Regions from separate parts of the Homo sapiens genome. Here all the other regions are linked to region 3. The links are chromatin contacts, found by Hi-C or POLR2A ChIA-PET in ENCODE. All regions are on one chromosome and are shown on one strand. The core of a region is the stretch at or near the end of the contact, and the rest is flanking DNA. Distances in the headings are between cores, read along the strand shown. Region 1 holds the start of SNHG33 (small nucleolar RNA host gene 33). Region 2 holds the start of MCCC1 (methylcrotonyl-CoA carboxylase subunit 1). Region 3 holds the start of B3GNT5 (UDP-GlcNAc:betaGal beta-1,3-N-acetylglucosaminyltransferase 5).

What was found. A loop is a pair of places that touch in the nucleus more often than their neighbours do. ChIA-PET counts read pairs that join two places held with the same protein, here RNA polymerase II (POLR2A). Pooled maps may share reads with other maps.
Region 1: a pooled map shows a loop between it and region 3 (4-fold over the local background). The contact joins the promoter of SNHG33 here to the promoter of B3GNT5 in region 3. A Hi-C loop is called at or near these places in 7 of 50 pooled maps. POLR2A ChIA-PET finds 5 or more read pairs at or near these places in 2 of 52 experiments (WTC11 and activated T-cell).
Region 2: a map of gastrocnemius medialis shows a loop between it and region 3 (5-fold over the local background). The contact joins the promoter of MCCC1 here to the promoter of B3GNT5 in region 3. A Hi-C loop is called at or near these places in 1 of 168 maps with a recorded cell type or tissue (gastrocnemius medialis) and 8 of 50 pooled maps. POLR2A ChIA-PET finds 5 or more read pairs at or near these places in 4 of 52 experiments (H1, HCT116, MCF 10A and 1 more).

Annotation. Positions count from the first base shown.
Region 1 is chr3:183,445,694-183,449,053 of GRCh38, reverse strand. SNHG33 (small nucleolar RNA host gene 33) reads right to left here and starts at 1,446. Exons shown (of 4, transcript NR_038302.1): 1 at 1,289-1,446. RefSeq lists an enhancer at 1,244-1,779.
Region 2 is chr3:183,097,374-183,100,848 of GRCh38, reverse strand. It overlaps MCCC1 (methylcrotonyl-CoA carboxylase subunit 1), which reads left to right and starts at 1,353. Exons shown (of 19, transcript NM_020166.5): 1 at 1,353-1,497. The coding sequence starts at 1,409. RefSeq lists an enhancer at 1,288-1,427.
Region 3 is chr3:183,250,789-183,254,507 of GRCh38, reverse strand. B3GNT5 (UDP-GlcNAc:betaGal beta-1,3-N-acetylglucosaminyltransferase 5) reads right to left here and starts at 1,255. Exons shown (of 2, transcript NM_032047.5): 1 at 1,036-1,255. The region is part of intron 15 of MCF2L2 (MCF.2 cell line derived transforming sequence-like 2); the gene reads left to right. It overlaps LOC124906310 (a long non-coding RNA gene), which reads right to left. Exons shown (of 3, transcript XR_007096189.1): 2 at 3,643-3,719; 3 at 1,953-1,973.

The sequences.
Region 1 (3,360 bases), core at 197-2,696, 190 kb before region 3:
CATTTTTCACATTTAGATCCCTGATCCATTTAGACTTCATTTTTGTTACGCTATAAGGTGTAGATCTAATTTTATCTTTTTCCAAATGGCCAACCAGTTGGCCCAGCTCTGTGTATTACAAAGCCCAACTCTGCTCCAATGATATGTGATAGCACCTTTATCTTTAACTTTCTACCTGCACTTGGGGTTATTTCTGGATTTTCTATTCTATTCTACTTGTCTTTTTATATTATTCACACACTAGTTCCACATCTTAATTATAGAGACTTTGTAACCTCTATAGTCATAAAACCTCTATGACTGCCTTCATAACCTGTATAATACAGTTTTAATTACAGAAACTAAAGACAAACATAACTGTAAACCAATATTGAACTCTGGCTAGTTGGTCTGTTTTTACACAGTGGTATGGGTTAGCAATTTTGAATCTACTTTTTGCACACGATTGAGCAAAAAAGTGAATATCTTGTGGATAAGGAGAGCCAGCTTTCTCACTCTCAGAAAACAGTTACAATTACAGAAAGGGCAAATCTGATTGAACCGTGAGATGCTGCACTGGAACTGAGTTAACAGTATGAAGTCAGCTGTTTTTTAAACATACATGTAGATAGATAGATATAAAACAGATATAGATGTGCCTGGATTGATGCATGTATGGATGTGTGTGGGGAGGGTGTGTGTATACATATAAATATACATGTATATATACGTACATACACACACATATGTACATAAATATGTGTGTTTGCATCTCTCTCTCTCTACATATATATATACATAAAATTTCCTAGCGTTGTCTGCTGAGACAGTCTAGAAGCGATGGCATCCTAGTAGCAACGAACACAACCTACAGCCCAGATACGGCTGTAAAATAGCATTCTCCAAAAAAAGGAACCAGGATTCTTTGGAGAAATGTCTGATTCCAAGGCAGGAGCTAAGTACAAGATGAGCCTGGAACATCTTGTGTCCTTAAACAGAGAATGACGGGGGGACATGTTAAAAGGACACGGGAACCAGAAGTAAGCAAATGAATAAACGGGGGAGAAAGGAAAGCGCTTCCTTACTATAGAAAAAGAGAAAACAGAAAAGCATTCTGTAGCTCGTACCGTGTGGGGGCGGGGGAAGACAGAGGCCTGGCTGCAGAAGGACGCCCTCTGGAAGGGGGACTGGAAGCCGAATCCCCTGACAAGCGGTCGCGGTCCTGTCTTTCCGCTCGAGCTTCGTTCTCCCTTCACCACCCACCCCGCGCCCCCACGCACCGATCCACCGCGGCTTTATGCCTCGTCACCTTGGCAACAGCAGCGGGCTCAGGCAGTGTCGCCACCAGTTTCTTGCACCCGCCAGCAGCACTGACGCTGCAGAGGTTGCCGCCATGTCCCCTCGGACCGGCCGCTTGGTGAAGTGCGGCTGCGTCTCCGTTGTCGTCCACATCACCTCCGTTCGGTGTAAAAGCCTCTTGTCCTCCTCTGGCCACCGTCCAGGTCTGAACCAAGAAATGAGCCAATCCCAGCGAGGCATTCGGGTGGGGGGCGTCACCGTTGAAACCACTCGGCTACAATCTGCCAATCGGGCTCGTGCCCGCGGGGTGTGGTCTCGGCCTCCGGGACCCTGGGGGTCTGCATCTACTCCGGGGTGATGTTGGGGGCTGGGAGGATCTGCTCTGTCCCCAGCCTCCTTAGGCCCTGGGTGTCCCTATCGCCGTTTCCGCCCAAGAACCGCAAGGGCCCACCCTATCGCAGGCTCCAGGGCAAGAAACCCTCCTCTTGACCTTCAATCTTTAGAGAACTGAGGTGAAGAAACGGGGCGGGAGACTGTCGTAGGATACAAAGGAGTGGAGAATAAAACAATGCAAAATTGTATAACATTTTCAAAATGTAAAAAAAAAAAAAAACTGATTAAGAAATCCTCTTAACCATCTCAAAACTGAGATTACTGAATATCTTAAAAATGAAAAAAAAAAGAGCAAGCTCTGCATATTAGTACCTGTGGGATATACCAATACAGTGCTTTTAAAAATTCAAAATAAAAGTAAATTAAATAATTCAGAAAAAATAGCAAGGTAAACCTAAGAAAAGCCGAAAGAAGGAATTCGTAAGAATAAAAGAAGAAAATAAAAAATAGAAATGGAAATGGGAATACTAATAAGAGATTTGAAAAAGGCAACAATAGGGTGGTTGGCTCAAGAAAGAAAGAGGAGCACATCAAAATACAAAATGATAAAGGGGAAATAACCATAGATACAGGAAAACTTAAAAGCATTGCATGATCAGTCAGTTCTACATAATAAATTTGAAAACTTGAATGAAATGGACAAGATTCCAAGAAAATATAATTTACCAAAACATTCCAGAGATAGAAATTCTAAGTAGACCAATTACCATAGAAGAAATAGATGTTGGCCGGGCGCGGTGGCTCACGCCTGTAATCCCAGCACTTTGAGAGGCCGAGGCGGGCAGATCACCCGAGGTCAGGAGTTTGAAACCAGCCTGACCAACATGGAGAAACCCTGTCTCTACTAAAAATACAAAATTAGCCGGGCGTGGTGGCACATGCCTGTAATCCCAGCTACTCGGGAGGCTGAGGCAGAATTGCTTGAACCCGGGAGGCGGAGGTTGCGGTGAGCCGAGATTGTGCCATTGCACTCCAGCCTGGGCAACAAGAGCGAAACTCGGTCTCAAAATAAAGGAAAAAAAGAAATAGATGTTATTAGAGAACTGCATTTCTCCATAGCTGAATCCACAGAAGCACCAGGCCCAAATTATTTCATAGGATAATTCTGTGAAAACTTAAGGAACAGAGAGTTGGTTGCTGTTGATTCTGCCTTAAGCACAGAAAAAAGAGGAAGCATTTCAAATTCTATTCATGAAGTGAGCATAACATTTATACCAAAGTCTCATAAAACACCCATACAGCATATACGTATACATTGACCATAGAAATTCTTACTCATGGCCGGGCGCGGTGGCTCACGCCTGTATCCTAGCACTTTGGGAGGCCAAGGCAGACAGATCACCTGAGGTCAGGAGTTCAAGACTAGCTTGGCCAACATGGTGAAACCCTGTCTCTACTAAAAATACAAAAATTAGCCAGGCTTGGTGGTGTGTGCCTGTAATCTCAGCTACCCAGGAGGCTGAAGCAGGAGAATCGCTGGAACTCGGGAGGTGGAGGCTGCAGTGAGCCAAGATCACACCACTGCACTCCAGCCTGGGAGACAGAGCAAGACTCCATCTCTAAAAAATTAAAAAAAAAAAAATTCATACTCATGAATATTACTGGAAAAATCCTAAATCAAATAAAAATTATAATAAAGTATTTCTATTTTACTAGAAATAGCTGGGTACAGTGGCTTGTGCCTGTAGT
Region 2 (3,475 bases), core at 104-2,603, 150 kb after region 3:
CCCAGAAAGGGGCTCCCACAGTGCAGTGGGGGACTGAAGGGCTCCTCAAATGCCACCAAAGTGGGAGCCCAGGCAGGGGAGGTGCCGAGAGCAAGCGAGGGTTCTGAGGACTGCCAGCACGCTGTCACATCTCAATGGGGGGTTACAAGACATGAGCCACAGCACCCAGCGTAGTTAATATTTTATTTAGAATTTTTCCACTGATACTTACATGTGAAATTGGTCTGTCGTGTGTGTGTGCGTGATATCTTTGTTGATTTTGGTATCAAAGTTATGTTTACTTTTTAAAAAGAGTTTGGAAGACTTCCATCTTTTTTGTGCTCTGGGACAGAATTAATAGCATTTGAGTCAATTACTCATTTGTGTGGAATTTTCTTGCAAGACATGGAGGGCTTTTGTAACTTTTAGGGGTGAAGGTGAAGGTGAAAGTGGGCCATGGTGGTAGCAAGGATAGTTCTTTGATAAACTTCTCTATTTTTTCTGTGGTAACGGTTTGCTTAAATTTTGTCTCTTCCAGGATCTATTTTGATAAATTGTATTTTCTTGTAACATCATCCATTTCATCCAGAGTTTTAAGTTCACTTGAAGTTAAGCAAAATTAGCATCTTACAAATCTATAATTTGTTTCCTGTGTCTGTGATTTTCCCCTGCTTGTTTTTTAAATCATGTCAAATGTGCATTTTTCTCTATTTCTGATTAGATAACTATTTTATTTTTTGTGAACCTGTGGGTTTATTAGTCCTTTGACACTGGTTTCCTGAATTCATTTATTTATTCCTTTATCTTCCCTAATTTCTCCCTCCTGCTTTCCTCATGAAGCATCTACATGTAGTGTTTACAGTTTCTTTATTCTCTAGATGTTCCTCAGTTTGCTCTTTGACTTCCTCTTTTTCCCAATAGTCAGTTAGAATACCTGTTTTAAGCTCAGGTGGTTTAAAGATTTTCACTTTAGCTTATTTATTTTTTCATCCCTGAGAGCACTAGAGAATTGTGTATCCTGCTGTCCATCCGCATTTGGCTTCTTCCCCAGGGTTCTTCTCCCAGAAGGTGACGAGAGCGAAGAAACCCCACGGGATGCAGGAAGAAACAGTGACAGGCAACCAAGAGGGGGAGGATGGAGAAAACCCTTGCCTTAGTCAGAGCAGGCCCCAGGGGACGCAGAAACAAAGGCCACACCCCCACGAGCACGTGGCCAGACTGCCCAATCGTCGCTACTGAAGCCGGGCTCTGGTCTTTGATTGGTGTTCGTGGAGACGCCCTCACATTCTTGGATCAGCCCAAAGGTAGGCTCAGGCTCCGACGGTGGCCGGCGGGGGTCACGAGGCTTCGTAGTGGAGGAACGGGTTTGGCGTGTGGGACGCAGCTGCCTCTGTACTGGGGAGTCACGGAGTGGCCGGGCTCCAGGGACATGGCGGCGGCCTCTGCGGTGTCGGTGCTGCTGGTGGCGGCGGAGAGGAACCGGTGGCATCGTCTCCCGAGCCTGCTCCTGCCGCCGAGGTGGGTGGAGGGGCCATGGCTCAGTGGGCAGAGGCGGGAGCGAGGGGTGCACGGACCCGCGTGAGCGGTGGGAGGTGCGGCGGAACCCAGGGTCGGTGTGGGGAGGACGGTAGGAAAACCCCAGGCACTTTCGGAGGGGTTCTGCCGGCAGTCACGGCGTCGGGAGGAAGACATCCCCACCAGCCCTTCCCTTTCTCCCCGCTTCCGCACATCCACGCTTCAGCGCGCCTTTGGCTTCTGTTTTTCCATTTCTGAGGACTGGGCCCGCCATCCTCCAGGCTCCCCTCGCCGTCGCTGCAGCTCGTAGCCGTTTACATCGGGCTTTCGCAGCACCCCTTAGGTGGGAGCGTTGTTATAATCCGGTTCCGGGGAAGCCCAAAGGGATCAACGACTTCCTCAACGAAACACAGCTAGTAAGAAATGGGGCCGGGATGCCCTCAAAGCCATTTTTCAGTTCAGCTGTGCCCCATCAGGTGTCCAGTTCAGAGAAAGACTCCTGGAGTTCCTTCTCATTGTTAGAAGAGTGAAGTTGTCAAGAAGAGCAAATGTACCTTCCACAGAGCTGGGAAATTATTTTGTCAAAAACTCTTGTACCCAAGTTTGAACAACGCTATCAGATGACTCAGTCTAGCTCACCTGACTCCAGCTCTGTTTCAAATTTTGAGCTCTAAGCTTTGGTGGCAATAACTCTGGCAGTGAAAAAACCCTCAGGCTTGTAGATAGCTTTGCTTCTTTGTCTTCTTTTGCTTCATCGTTATCATCCTTCATCATTCTGGAAAGATTGACAGTTTAGTGTTCAAGGGCACAGACTCTGCAGTCAAGGCTGAGGTCTTAGTTAGCTACTCACTAGGTGTGTGACTTTGGGTAAGTTACTTAATATTTCTTCTTTAATTTCCTCACCTTGGAGATGATACGAGTACCTTGGGTTGTGAAAACTAAATGAATTAATTCATGGAATGAGGTTTAAGCACAATCTGGTACATAAGATCAGTCTATAAATGCAAACTCAACCATTTATATGAACGTTTGCTTGCTTTTATTTTCCAGAAATATTGTAGATGCCCTTTTTAGTTACTTAATTGTAGGAGTGCCCCAGAGAAACATAAGAAAGTTGTTGGAAGTTGGCGGGGCGCGGTAGCTCACGCCTGTAATCGCAGCACTTTGGGACGCCGAGGCGGGCAGATCACGAGGTCAGGAGATCGAGACCAACCTGGATAACACGGTGAAACCCCGTCTGTACTAAAAAATACAAAAAATTTAGCCGGGCGTGGTGACACGCGCCTATAGTCCCGCCTGTTAGTCCCAGCTACTCGGGAGGCTGAGGCAGGAGAATGGTGTGAACCCAGGAGGCGGAGCTTGCAGTGAGCTAAGATCACGCCACTGCACTCCAGCCTGGGCGACAGAGTAAGACTCCGTCTCAAATAAAAAATAAAAAAATAAAAAAAAAAGTTGGTGTAAGTAATGTTAATGTTCTTCTTGTTCTTCTGGTTTTTCTTTTCTTAGGCCTCCAGGGCTCTTCAGGATAGTACCATAGACCCATTTCCTGTCTTCCCTTTCAAAGCTTAGCTATTGTCTAAAGAACTATCCTCAAGTATGTCACTCTGGAGAGTGTTAGAGTTGTTAATGGCTTATAGAAGTAAAACTCTTTGCCAGGAGACTTGGTTCATGCCTGTATTTTCAGCAGTTTCTCAGCACTGTGGGATCCAAGGTGGGAGGATTGCTTGAGTTCAAGAGTTCAAGACCAGCCTGGGCAACACAGTGAGGCTTCATCTCTACAAAACATTAAAAAATTAGCCAGGCGTAGTGGCACACACTTGTAGTCACAGCTACTTGGGAGGATGAGGAGGGCGAGGACGGCCTGAGTCCAGGGGTTCCAGGCCGTAGTGAGCCATGATCACACCACTGTACTCCATCCTGGGTGACATCCCATCTCAAATAAAACAAAAACAAAAAAATCTTAACAGCACAGATAGTTTAC
Region 3 (3,719 bases), core at 6-2,505:
TACCTGCCGCACCTGGGCGGCGGCCCGGCCTGGGTCCCAGCCGCTGGCCACCCGCGCGGGCAGGCCGGAGGGAACAAAGGCGTTCCGGGGAGGGGACGAGCCTCCTTCTCCGCCGCGCTTTCAGAGGGCGGGCTGCCGGGGCCCGCGGTGGGAGAGGCCTCCCCGGCTTCCCGACTTCCCGGCGCTGGGCCGTGCGCGGTCCGGGCCAGGGCGGCGGGCCCCGATCCGGTGTCCACGCCAGCCACGCGCCCCCGGCCCAAGCGCGCGTTCCCACCTGAAGTCCTGGCGCCACCCGCCGGGCGAGGGCCGGCGTGCCCTCACCTCCTCGCCACTCTTCTCCTCCAGAGACCTCGCTCGGCCCGGAGTGGGCAGACTCGGAGCCTCCCGCGCCGGAGACCGCGAGCCGCTCGGCCGAGGAGGCGCGGCGGGGCGGGGGCGGGGCGGAGGGGCCGGCCCGCAGCCCCCAATGCCGGGAGCCCGCGCTGGAGACCCAGGGAGCCCAGCTCGGGGCCGCGGCACGGAGAACGAACCATCCGTGGCCTGGAGACGTATCCCGCCGAGCGGCCAGAACTTTCCCCATTTAGCGATCCGGAAAGGAAGCCAACACTCCCACCCAGAGAGGCCTCGGCCGCGGAAAGATGCGGCCGCGGCACAGCCGTGTTTTCACCACGTAACTGACCACAGACTAACTCCGCGCGGAACCACCGGCCCAGGGCGCTCCGCCAAGAGGCGGACTGTGCTGGCCTCGCGGGCCCTACGCCCAGGGAACGCCGCGGTTCCTCCCACACGGGACACCGGTTCCGCAGCGCCGCGGATTAGGATGGTCTTTTACTTTCCGAGCGGGAGCTCTAACGCAGGCTCAGGCGGGTCTTGTTAAAAGGTTTCTGGTCACACCACTTATGCGTGGAGCTCTGGGGGCCTCAGTAACAAAGTAAGGAAACTTACAGCAAACTAGGGCTGCACTGCCGCTGTCCGTTTCTAAAATACGAGAAGAGGGGGAAACCCCGCCCCAGGCCAGCTTCCCAGTGACTTTACCTCCAAGTCCAGCTTCATTTCAAGGGCAGTTTAGAGCGAAACTCACGAAGTTCAAGCCCAGCTCTTTAAATGTCCAAATCGGAGGTCGGCTTTCCTTCCCGCATCGGAGCTAAAGTCGCTGGTCTCAAGAACAAAACTTGCGGGCTTTAAATCTTGGGCGAGGACTGGACGGGCAGCGCTGGACTGGGCTCGCTTCCCCGGCGGGATGCGGGCTGTATGCGGGCGGGATGGGGGCGGGCCCGGGCGGGGGCGCGAGGCTCCCAGCCGCGCGCCCCGCACTCTCGGCGTCACGGCCCGAGCCCGGCCCCGCCCGCCAGCCGCCACCCTCCCGGCGCGTAGGTGAAGGTGATGGGCCCCGCCCCAGTTTGTTCTTGTCTGTAGATGAGAATTCCAGGAAGTGTTTCCCTGCCGCTCGTCAGTTAATTGCGATCACTTACTCAAATGGCCAACTGGAAGCCAGAGTGCACATGAATGTCCTCTTTGAGCTATTTTCCTCCTTTAGAATACTTCATGCAGGTAACCAGACAATATCGAGAGATGCGGACTTCTACTCAACGAGAGAGATTATAAATGAATCCTGGATGCGCTTGATTTCTTGTTTCCCGCATGTTGTTAGACCTCTCCCTAAAGCCACAAAACATTTAACGGAGATAATATTTTGAGCGATTCTGTTATTGTACATATTTCAGAACATGACAGAAAAGCAAAAGATTAACCCAAATACTTTAGTAAAATAAAAGCTTTGAGTTTGTCGTAAAAGGAACAAGACAGGTAATGAGTTAAATGTATGATTGTCGAATCAGGGTTTAAAACAGTGGGGCCAGCAGACACGGTGGCTCACACCTGTAATCCCATCACTTTGGGAGGCTGAGCCGCAGGAGGATTGCTTGATCCCAGGAGTTAGAGACCAGCGTGGCCAACATAGCAAGACCCCATCTCTAAAAGAAAAAACACACACACAAAATGAAAACTGTTGTTCATTCAAACTAGATTTTTAGGAAGTTTTTAAATTGCTTTCCTTAAGCTGGTCAGCATCTTTTAAATCATGCAGTTCTTTTCATATGCTGCCTACACAGGGCATGGCTCAGCATCTCCCAGACTGTGGCACTGCATGTTCATCAGACCACAGACAGAAATATTTACATGTGTGATTTGCAAAGGAGTCATTGACAGTGACCCACAAATAAGCTGATTCATTGTTAATACAGCACTAATGACATACCTTCTCTAATAAAATGCTGACTGAAATCCCACATGCATTTCCCCCAGCCATCACATGTGTATGTTGTATATCTGTGCAAATATTCAATTACAATTATATTCCTTTCAGATCATTTGGAGCTAGGTCCATGTGTCAGTATACATATGTTCCACATACATGAGCACATAGAACTGTACCCACGAGAAATACAAACTGACCAAAACAGTGGTAGACACACATACAAATCACATATTCACATCATACTAGATACAGATAAACACACCAGATAGATAAATGGTTTCAAAAGTATGTCTGGAGATTGGAAATACGATGCAAGTTTTTTGGTGGTAGGAGGGAGAGATGAGAGGGTGTGAAGGAGAGATAGGCAAGGTCAAGTAGTCCAGAATGCCCACTCTGGGATCCACACAAGCTCAGATCACACATGCGAGAGGACAGGCAAGTCCCCTTTGCTTGTTAGGGAAGATTTCCTAGAGCAGCCTGGCTTCCTGTCCCACCCAGAGAGAGGGGAAGAGAATGACAGATTTGATGGTATTGATGGTGCTATGCTCAGTTACTTTTATCAAGAGGGAGTGCATGAAGATATTGAGATGTGTTAGAAATAAACTTAGGTAATAATAATGATGCTGACTTGGCCAGCATGAAGAAGGAGGACCGTGTTGGCATGCTTTCCTTATCCAAGTAGCAGCTGGTAAGCAGAGAGCCCTGTGATTAGATCTATACATGACTTTGGAATGACCAAAATCTGCATGTTAGACTCGGCAGGGATAGATAAGGCACAGAAAGAGCAGAGGAGTAGCAGATTTAGGAGAGATGATCAGAGAGTAAGGCACATGCATCATTAGTAGTGGGGAGGGGAGACTAAACCCTGAGTACAAGAGAACCTGGGAGATGGTGGGAGCAACAGGGGCCCAAGGAAGAGGCCTGTGTTACTAAAATCATGAAAGGAGAAGCAGGTCTGATAACCGAGTGGCTTAACACAGCTGAAGTGTAGCAGCAGTATCAGGCTTGACCTGTTTAGCGAAATTTGTCTTTCTGGATTCTGTTAGACCAGATTTCCTCACAGGCCCTATAGGGAACCTGTCCAGTGAATCTGTGAATTCAAACACATCACGGGCCATGTATTCTGAAGCAGGCCGGTGTTCATTCAAGGCCTGGGCTGTTAGAGAGACTCTGGTTGTTTCCTGACCTGGCTTCCTACACAGGATCTCTGGCAAGTTAGCAAACTTCTCTGTGCCCACAGTAATACCTGCCTGCAAGGGTGGGTGAGGATTAGTGCAATCGCAGTGACGGGTGGAGTGCTGAGCTCAGAGCCTGGGCTATCCCAATGGGCGGATGAATGGTCAGCATCCTTGAGCCCATCACAGGTTGCAGAAAGCTCCTCTCACCTGGCAGAGGTAGGCTCATGCTGTGTCCTGTCATCGTGCTGTAAAGGATCTGCTGTGTTTCACACCTCTGGGAATTT